Regions from separate parts of the Homo sapiens genome. Here region 1 is linked to region 2. A link is a contact called in ENCODE Hi-C data. All regions are on one chromosome and are shown on one strand. Each heading gives the region's core, a stretch centred on a gene start or an enhancer-like site at or near the end of the contact. The rest is flanking DNA. Distances are from core to core; before and after follow the strand shown.

Region 1 (4,924 bases), core at 2,013-4,512, 830 kb before region 2:
CTTTATCTAGCAGTCCAAGTCTGCTCACATTCCAAGTTAAAACTGGCAATTCTCCAACTACTGTCCCTGAGTACTAATCTATTCCACAGGAAGTCCCAACTAACAGAAGGCTTGGGCAAAGCTGAGTATTATACATGGGTTAAGAATGTACAGTCCATGGAACTTAATCACTGGGACCTGCTTTAAAAAAAAAAAGATTGTGTGGGTCTAGACTCATCCTACTCAAGCACAAAACACTGCCCAAGGCAAACTAGCTATGATACTGCGCAAGTGCCTCTCAAGTCTCTAAAATGGGGACAGTGATGGCATTCACTTCACTGGATTGTTACAGGGTTTAAATAAGACACTCCACAGACTTCATCAGGGATCCTAGATCTAACAAGAATAAGCAGTCAATAAAATCTAGCTATTATTCTTTTAATAAGACCTCTCTTAGAGATTCACAGTAAATACTAGCGTATTAAAAGCAGTGCCATTGACTGGCCATGGTGGCTCATGCCTTTAATATCAGCACTTTGGAAGGCCAAGGAGGGAAACTCATTCAAGCCCAAGAGTTTGAGACCAGCCTGGACAACACAGTGAGACATCTCTACCAGAAAAAAAAAAAAAATCACCAGGTGTGGTGGTGCATGCCTGTAGTTCCAGCTACCTGGGAGGCTAAAGCAGGAGGATCACTTGAGCCTGGAAGATCGAAGGTGTAATGGAGCTATGATCATGCTGTTGCACTCCAGCCTGGGCAACACAGTAAGACCTTGTCTCTTAAAAAGGCACTTCCATAAAGAAACATTTTTAAACATATAATCTAGAGTTTCTCAAACTCAGTTGGTCACAAAACCCTATGAAATATATCCTGAAGGAATACTGGTTTAAATCTATAACCTGCTACCCACATTTGGATCTCTGGCCACCATGCCAAAAGACAGGAGGCTGGACACTCCATCTGATGCCAGTGTTGCATATAAGGGGCAGTGCAACTGAGGCCAGTATCTTTTGGAGAGGGCCAGGTCCCTCTCCTGTTCAACATCAGAGTGGTATCTTTTCCAAAGCTTCAAAAATCCTAAAAGGTATCAGGTGAGGTGAAAGAGAGAACCCTATCAAGCTCTGACATGGATGCAGCTGCATGGACTAGCCACCTGGCAGGTAAGACAGAAGCTGGGAGATACTATAAAACAACAGGGTCTGCCTCAGAAGGAAGAAATTATTTTTAAAAAGGTTAAAAGTAAAAGCCATTGTGTTAGGGAAGTGAGATTATGGGGGTGGGAAGAGGTGAGATTATAAGGGTAGGAGGGAACATCTTTGAGCTTTTTATACATTTTTTCAAATGTTGCCACATCACTTTTTCCAATTATAAACAACAGCCCATGGAAATGTATGAGACACAGTCACAGCTGCTAAGAAGCTTCTAGTCTTTCTAGTCTCAGTGGGCAAAAGTAAAAAAGAATAACATGGGCAAAGGTGTGGGCACAGACGTTGGTATAAAGGCAATCAGAAACACAAAATGGAATGGGGAGTACAGGGCAAAAGGCATTGTTTATTACCTAGACAACTGGCTATGTATCCGTCCATCCAACCCTGATTAACAACCTCTGCTTACAGCTAGCTCTCAGACCGCCCCAGTTCCAGAAGGCACCGCTTCTGTCCATTCTAGCGCCTTCTGCAAGGAGTGAGTTTATGGAAGGCATGAGATACAAGCCTTAGGGACTCACTGAGCTGAATCCCAGTCTCCCTTTAGGCTCCTCACTCCTAGCTGTTCTGCCTCGCTAGCTGCCCCTGGGCCAGGTCAGAGCTGGGGTGAAGTTGAGAAGCTGGGAAACTTGAAGTCTTTGTGCTTAACATCAAAATGTCCCTGCACTGCACTGCTGGAAATGGGAACCACGGCCCTGACATCTACAGGTCAAGAAGGTGAATGGGGGTAAAATCTACCACATACCAATGGGGACCATGAAGGTACAGCTGAAAAGCAAGGTGCTGAGTGTAAAGCACGAAAGCCTTGGAGCCAGACACAAACCTGAAACCTCAAGACTTCTCATATGTGCAATGGGGATATAATACCTGTAATATTTGCAACATATGTGAATATTAAAGGAGCTAATGCTCAGAAGGTGCTTGGCATAGGACCTGCCATATAAGAAATGTTTGATAGGGGCCAGGATTGGTGGCTCACACCTGTAATCCCAGCACTTGGGAGGCTGAGGAGGGTGGATCACTTGAGGTCAGGAGTTCGAGACCAGCCTGGCCAACACGGAGAAACCCCATCTCTACTAAAAATACAAAAATTAGCCGGGTGTGGTGGCACACACCTGTAATCCCAGCTACTCGGGAGGCTGAGGCAGGAGAATTGCTTGAACCCAGGAGACGGAGGCTGCAGTGAGCCAAGATCACACCACTGCACTCCAGCCTGAGCATCAGAGAGATACTCCGTCTCAAAAAAAAAAAAAAGTGTTCATGTTCAATAAATTATAGCTAAGATGACCATTGTTATAGTTTATTATCATGTGACATTCACTAGATCCTGAGGTAGAAGCAAAATAACTTTCCTGCTTTTGCTATCCCTCCTGCCTAGTAAAGAAAAAAGAAACACAAGCCAAGAGCTGGGAGCAAGCAGTGAAGCCAAGTGACTGTTCAAATCCCTGATAATGGCCCACTCATAACCAGCTGCTCAGAGTGTGGGCCTCTCACCTGTGCCTGAAGGAAGGAAGGAAGAGACCTTGTGTCCACTGGGCGCTGTGAGCAATGTGTTGTTTATAGATGTGATCTCAGGTAATCTTTGCCTCATGACGCTGCTGGAGGTGGATTTAATTTAAATCATTTTACAGATGAGGAAATAGAAGCTTAGAGATGAACTGACTTGCCTGAGGTCACACATCCAGGAATAGTCCTGGAGTTAATAAAACTTGGATCTGTCAACACCACAGCCCTTGCGTTTGCTGCAAACATTAATCACACTGTCCCCCAAAAGAAAATGTCTAAGCCTTTCTAACACCGTTAAACCAACGTTTTTTGAAAGTTGATTTGGGAAAGGAACAACAGCAAAAAAACTAAACAGCGTTTTAAAACTTCTATGAAGTTAAATTAGAATTAGTGACAAACATGATTCACAAATGCATCAGATAGAGTCCACAAAGGTTTCTATTTTGAGGAATTTACCTCTGTGTTCAAGGCTGAAATGAATAGAGAAGGGGCAGGCTGTCTTTGCCAAAGGAAACTGGGCACTGTCTCTACAAGGCTGGTGACTTGAAACCAAACTCTGACCATTGGCATCTGAGTGGCTTCACTGCTGCCAAGAGGTGGTGACTCTGTTTCTAAGAATACAAAGTACTACAGAAGGTGCCCTGGAGACCACAGCATTGAAACAAACAGACCACCCTCTCCCCTTCATTCAACCTGGGTAGGTCAGGAATCCCTCTGTCCCCAAATCCAGAAGGCTGAAAGGAAGAAATCTGTATGTTGGGTTCAAGTTTTAATGAAATGAATTCTAAAAACCCTTTGGTGAAGGCTCTATTTCCAGTCTTGCCAGTTCTCCTTATAAGGGAAGTGGGCCAAGGTGGATTATTTATTTGCTTCTCTCCTTCCCAAATAAATCTCGTTTCTTCTCCAGCAGTGGTAGTTTCCCCAAAAGTGAAGGTGGCACATAAAACAAAAAAAGGGCAATTCTATTCTATGGGGCACAAAACAAATACTCATAAGAGAAAACTGGCATTTGGGAAAGAAAACTGGCATTTGGGATCAAGATATGAGCAGAAAAAGGGCGAATGTCAATGACTCACATATGCAAGGCCCAAGACTCGATTTCCTCAATATCCAAAACGGAGGCTAATTTTGACTTCTCCAAAAGAGTCCCCTAGGCACTCAGTAGAGGCACAACTGATTATCAACATCTCAAGGTCAACGATGGAAAAGGTACTCACTCTGCCTGTTTTACAGATTTTAATAGAATGAACCAGCACACCTATCATCCATCATACATGCCAGGCACTGTGCTAGACACCAGGAATCCATGAGCTAACAACAAAGTGCTCATCTTCATAGAACCTACAGAGTGACTGTACAGAGCAAGCTTATTACCTCGATACTTAGAATTCTATCTTTCCCAAATAAATATATGTTCTCATAAATTCCTACAGAGAAGATGGGGATAATAAAGACAGTCAACACCACTTCTACATATCACATGAACTAAATTAGCATTTACCTGCTCTTTTTATAAGAATGACCTTATTCTCCAGCATTAAACATATTGTTCATTAGCAAGGAGAAAATATGTGGAAATCACCTAGAAAACATGAATAAAGTTTCACAAGTCCAAGGCAAAAACCATAATGAACATCAAATTATCCATTACACATGAAAGTAGAATACTCTTTCAGATATTTAAGGTATCAGAAAACTGACCTTCCTTGCAACTTGTTCCCAGGGAGCTATAGGAGGGTATGTTCCTACAAAAGGATGGAATACGTTTTAAAAAGAGATGGGGCCTAACATAGAAGAAAGGTAAAGAAACCAGCCAGGTCAGCAACCAGTCCAGAGTGGATCCGTGGAGCTGAGGACTCCTGGAAGGATGTCACCAAGAGAGCGGACCTGATTTATATCTCACCATCTGGAGAAGAGTATGAGTTCTCCTCGAAACTTTGAGGGTGAATTGGTGTAGCTATGTAAAACTGAACAATTTTTTAAGAAGACAACCATACACCCCAGAAAAAAACGTTTTACAATTAAGGAAATGGTTCCAATATATAACATTAACCACGCTGTGTGCAAAATTTATATGGGTTTGTAAAATTAACTGAATGCTAATTTTTTTTAATGTGATATAAGCACATAGGGTGACTGAAAGGAAGACGGAGGGGGGCATATACTAAATTTAGAGAAAAGCACATAGGGGGACTGAAAGGAAGACGGAGGGGGGCATATACTAAATTTAGAG
Region 2 (5,018 bases), core at 1,033-3,532:
CAAACAGCACACCTCCTTCATCTCAGACTCTGGAAAAGTACCCTAGGGGTCCCAGGCCCCACATACTCCACCCCTCCCAAGTGAGACTGCCCTTCAGTGAGAGACAGGGGGCTGGTCCCCTCTTCTCTGTAGGGTGGGACCATAAAATACTTCTGGTAGGGGGGAAACAATAGGGCCATTTGACCCTGAAGATCCAGGGGCCCCTACTTTTGGCTGTTGTCCACTAGAAAATTTGGGCAAAGAAACAGAGAGAGAATTGGTTAAAAGCACCAATCCTCAATTAAACCCACTGACTGTTTTTCTACATGAAAAATCTGAGCATGAAGAAATGAGCTAAGTGTTGAGTGGGAAGTGTCTCAAAATCTGCAAACTGCCAAGACTTACTAAGAATCTCAAAGACTTAACCCAAATTATTGAGGGACAATGGCTCGCTAGACCCCTCCCGAGGATGGTGAGTAGGATGACAATGACACGCGAGAGACAGCTAAAAGAAACAGGGACATTCATCTTGAAAAGCATGCAGCTGCTGTTTTTGAATCTCTGGGGCGCTCCAAGAGGAGCAGGCTAGTTCAGAGTGGCCTTTCAAGTGAGGACAATGAAGGGGGGTACACACAGGGAGACAGCAGGGAAAAATGAGGAGGGGCCAAGAGTGAGAGCCATCAGACCCAGGCTGGGCTGATCCATAAGGTCCTGAGCTCTCTGCCCCTGGCAGAATCACAACAGTCATTAATTCATTCATTGAATCAACCTATCAAGGTGAAAATCAGTGTGATGAGGCCACCACTAAGCTTAGGAGACCTGAGCAGGTACAGTGGTAAAACTGTGCATTCAATGAATGAATGAATATTTGGATACTGGAAGCAGGGCGTTCAGGACCTTACAGGCCAGCGCCTGAGGTCTAGCAATGTCTGGATGTACTGAGGTCTAGCAATGATTTGAATGCCAGAAGTAAAACTGACAAGACAGGCAAAGCTGTTGCTTTTAGAAAGCTCACATTCAAGCAGGAGAGATAAACAACACACACATACACACAAAAAAAAAGCCATGAAAAAACTAAAATGTATACATACACAGTAGAGATAGGGTTATGCAAAAAAAAAAAAAAAAAATTGAACAGGATTATGGGAGAGGGCATGCTTGTGTTTCCTTTGGATTGGGGAGTAGGAGTTAGCTTTTAGCTAGGAAGGTGGGAGGGGAGCATCAGGAGAGGACGGGAGAGAGTGACCTTTGAAATTCCTTCCTCTCTGAATCCACAGTCTCACAACATACCACTGCCCATTTGCTTACTAAGATCTGCAGAGGGACCCGTGCTGCAGTGAATACAGTTAAGGCAACTTTGCACTAAGCCCCCAGTGGGTGTTTGGATAGGGCCAGGCGTCCTGAGCATGGTAAAGTGGCAGCTTCCCCTTCCTCCCACCTGCCGCTCCCTGCACATTCTGCCTGCCTGGCAGGCTGGATTGTGTAACTGCTTGGGCTTGTGTTAAGAGCCTAGCTCAGCATGGAGCTTGTAAATCTTCTCTCACATCATGAAATGCCAGCAATTTCACAGCCAGGGATTCCTGTTCTCATAAAGTCCCCACACCAGCAGACTTACATCTAAAAGTGTCCTCTGGAATGACAGATTGATGTCAGAGCTGCCTGAAGCCAAACACCAGGGCAGGCAGCCTCGTGGCTCACTCGGAAGGAAGGGCTCCCCTGCAGCCCCTGGAATTGGATGTCATGATCGCCAGGCCTGGTTGGTGGGGCTCTGCCTGCAAAGGGATCGTAAAACACAGCTTCCTGAGGAGAAATGGAAATGATGGCCCCACACTGAGAACCAAGCACCTGGAACACATTTGTGTTCAACACTATTTGAGGGGATAAAAAGAAAAAAAAATGCTTCTAAACATATATGCAGTTGTAATCCATATGGGAAATACTCACTTTTGAGTGACTCTTACTTGGCTCCCATTAGAATGACCTGTGGAGCTTTTCAGAGATAAGCATACAGAGAACTGCGGTTCTCAGGAGATCCTGATTCAGGAGAATCTAGAATCTAGAAAGGGGCCCCTGCATCTGTGGAAAAAGTTCCACAGGTGAAGATTTACCACCCAATACGTAAGAACAACAAAAGATGAGTAACAAGAAGGACATCGTGGCAGCCTTCTAATACGGTCCCCAATGACCCCCACCTCCTGGTATTCAGAACTTGTGCAATCCCCTTCCCTGGAGAGTGAGCTGGACCTGGTGACTCACCTCTAAGCATTCAGCAGGGCACAAGATAAAGGGATGTCACTTCTATGAATAAGTTACAAAAAGGGGGTGGCCTGTTTGGGCACCTTCTTGCCTGCTCTTGTTTGCTTGCTCTCAGGAAAGCCAGTCGCCATGTTGTGAATTGCCCTGTGGGGAGACCCACATGGCAAGAAATTGATGCCTTCAGCCAACAGCCAGTGAAGACTTGAGGCCTGCCCACAGCCACATGGGCAAGCTTGGACATGCACCCTCTTCCAGCGGAGGCTTGAGACGATGGCTGCCCCAGGGGATACCTTGACTGCAGCCTTGTGAGTGATCCTGAGCCAAAGGCACCAAGAAGAGTGCTCCCAGATTCCCAATCCACAGAAGTTTTGAGATAATAAATGTGTTATTTTAAGCTGTTACATTTTGGGAATAATTTGTTATGCAGCAATAGGTAACCAATAAAGACGTGTAACAAAACATGAATTTTGGGGCAGGGGGATTATGAGTGATCTGTAACTTCTTCCTTTTGCTGATCAACATTTTCTTTTTCTTTCTTTCTTTTTTTTTTTTTTTTTTTGAGACAGGGTCTCAATCTGTCACTCAGGCTGGAGTGCCATAACATGCTCACAGCTCACTGCAGCCTTGATCTCCCAGGCTCAAGCAATCCTCCCACCTCAGCCTCCCAAGTAGCTGGGACTACAGGCATGCCCCAAGATACCTGGCTAATTTTATTTTTTTATTTTTTTAGGCGGAGAAGGAGTCTCACTCTGTTGCCCAGGCTGGAGTGCAGTGGCACCATCTCCGCTCACTGCAACCTCTGCCTCCCGGATTCAAGTGATTCTCCCATCTCAGCCTCACACACTCACACATAGCTGGGATTGCAGGTGCCCACCACCATGCCTGGCTAATTTTTGTATTTTTAGTAGAGACAGGGTTTCACTATGTTGCCCAGGTTGATCTTGAACTCTACCTGCCTCTGCCTTCCAAAGTGCTAGGATTCCAGGTGTGAGCTACTGTGCCCTGTTTATATTTTCTATTTGTTTTTAATGTTACTATGGATTATGTTCAAAATGAAAAATTATTTTAAAATTATATTTTAAAAACTTGTAAAGGAAAACATAGGAGAAAATGTTTATGACCTTGTTAGGCAAAACTTTCTTAGACAAGTCACCAAAAAGGGCAATCTAAAAAGAAAAACAAGGTAAATTGGACTTTATCAAAATGAAAATCTTTTGCTCTTCTAGAAATACCATTAAAAATATGAAAAGACAAGGCCAGGCATGGTGGCTCATGCCTGTAATTCCATTACTTTGGAAGGTCGAGGCGGGTGGATTGCTTGAGGCCAGGAGTTTGAGACCAGCCTGGTCAACATGGTGAAACCTCATCTCTGCTAAAAATACAAAAATTAGCTGTGCGTGGTGGTGCATGCCTGTAATCCCAGCTACTTGGGAGGCTGAGACACAAGAATCGTGTGAACCTGGGAGGAGGAGGTTGCAGTGAGCTGAGATCCTGCCACTGTGCACTCCAGCCTTGGCGACAGGGAGACTGTCTCAAAAACAAACAACAACAAAAAAAACCCCAAAAAGACAAGCCACAGACTAAGAGAAAAGAATTGCAAATCATATATCTGATAAAGGACTTATTTCCAGAATATATAAAGAACTCTTACAACACTAAGACAATCAACCAAATTAAAAATGAGAAAAACATTTGAACAGACATTTCTTTGAAAAAGATACACAAATGGCTAATAAACACATGAAAGGACATTCAACACCCTTAGTTATTGGGAAAATGCAAATTCAACCACGAAGAGGTACCACAGGATGTGAAGAAAGTGGAACTCTCATACGTTGCTGGTGGGAACATAAAATGGAGCAACCACTTTGGAAAACAATTTGGCAGTTTCTTAAAAAGTTAACTATAAACTTATTATATGACCTACTCCTAGGAATGTAACCCAGAGAAATGAAAACATACGTCCACACAAAGACTTGTATGCAAATATTCACAGCAACTTTGTTCTTAATAGGCAAAAACTGGAAACAATCCAAATTTCCATTGACAGGTGAATGAATAAGCAAAATGTAATAAACGCATCCACTGAGATAGTACTTAGCATAAAAAGAAAAAAGTACTGATTCATGCCACAACATGAATGAACCATAAAAACAGTATGCTAAGGGAAGGAAGCCACACAGAACAGAATACATGTTGTATGATTCTGTTTATACGAAATGTCCAGAAAAGACAAATCAATAGAGGAAGAAAGTAGATTTGTGGTTGACTGGGTTTAAAGTAGGACTATATTTGACTGCAAATGAGCATAGCATGAAATGTTTTGGGTTGATAAAAATATTCTAAAACTGATTGTGGACATGGTTGTAAAAGTATACAAATTTATTACAAATCATTGAATTGTATATTTACTATAGGTGAATTTTATGTTATGTAAATTATACTTCAATAAAGCTGTAAAAAGGTTATATTCTGACTGGGTGCAGTGACTCACACCTGTAATCCTAGCACTTTGGGAGGCTGAGGCAGGTGGAATGCTTGAGTCCAGGAATTCGAGACTAGCCTGGGCAACACAGCAAAACACTGTCTTTATTAAAAATACAAAAATGAGCTGGGTGTGGTGGCGCACGCCTGTAGTCCCAGCTACTTGGGAGGCTGAGGTGGGAGGATCACCTGAGTCTGGGAGGTCAAGGCTGCAGTGAGCTGTGATTGACTGTGCCACTGCATTCCAGCATAGGTGATAGAGTGAGACCCTGTCTCAAAAGAAAAAAAGTTATGTTCAT

The links. Hi-C counts contacts between places; a loop is a spot of excess contacts on that map. Pooled maps may share reads with other maps.
Region 1: a map of gastrocnemius medialis shows a loop between it and region 2 (2.4-fold over the local background). The contact joins two enhancer-like sites. A Hi-C loop is called at or near these places in 3 of 168 maps with a recorded cell type or tissue (ascending aorta, gastrocnemius medialis and head of caudate nucleus), 1 of 37 single-sample maps with no recorded cell type and 3 of 50 pooled maps.

What each region holds. Positions count from the first base shown.
Region 1 is chr11:12,895,914-12,900,837 of GRCh38, reverse strand. The region is part of intron 9 of TEAD1 (TEA domain transcription factor 1); the gene reads right to left. Among named protein-coding and RNA genes, the nearest start is that of TEAD1-AS1, 25 kb to the left of the region's middle. Within about 2 kb of position 3,262, at least 10 of the 41 ENCODE cell types and tissues checked have a DNase peak (open chromatin) inside an H3K27ac peak, as active enhancers do; they include ascending aorta and gastrocnemius medialis, where a contact is called at or near this core.
Region 2 is chr11:12,063,580-12,068,597 of GRCh38, reverse strand. No RefSeq gene overlaps it. Among named protein-coding and RNA genes, the nearest start is that of LINC02989, 21 kb to the left of the region's middle. RefSeq lists enhancers at 1,925-2,447, 1,463-2,662. Within about 2 kb of position 2,282, at least 22 of the 41 ENCODE cell types and tissues checked have a DNase peak (open chromatin) inside an H3K27ac peak, as active enhancers do; they include ascending aorta and gastrocnemius medialis, where a contact is called at or near this core.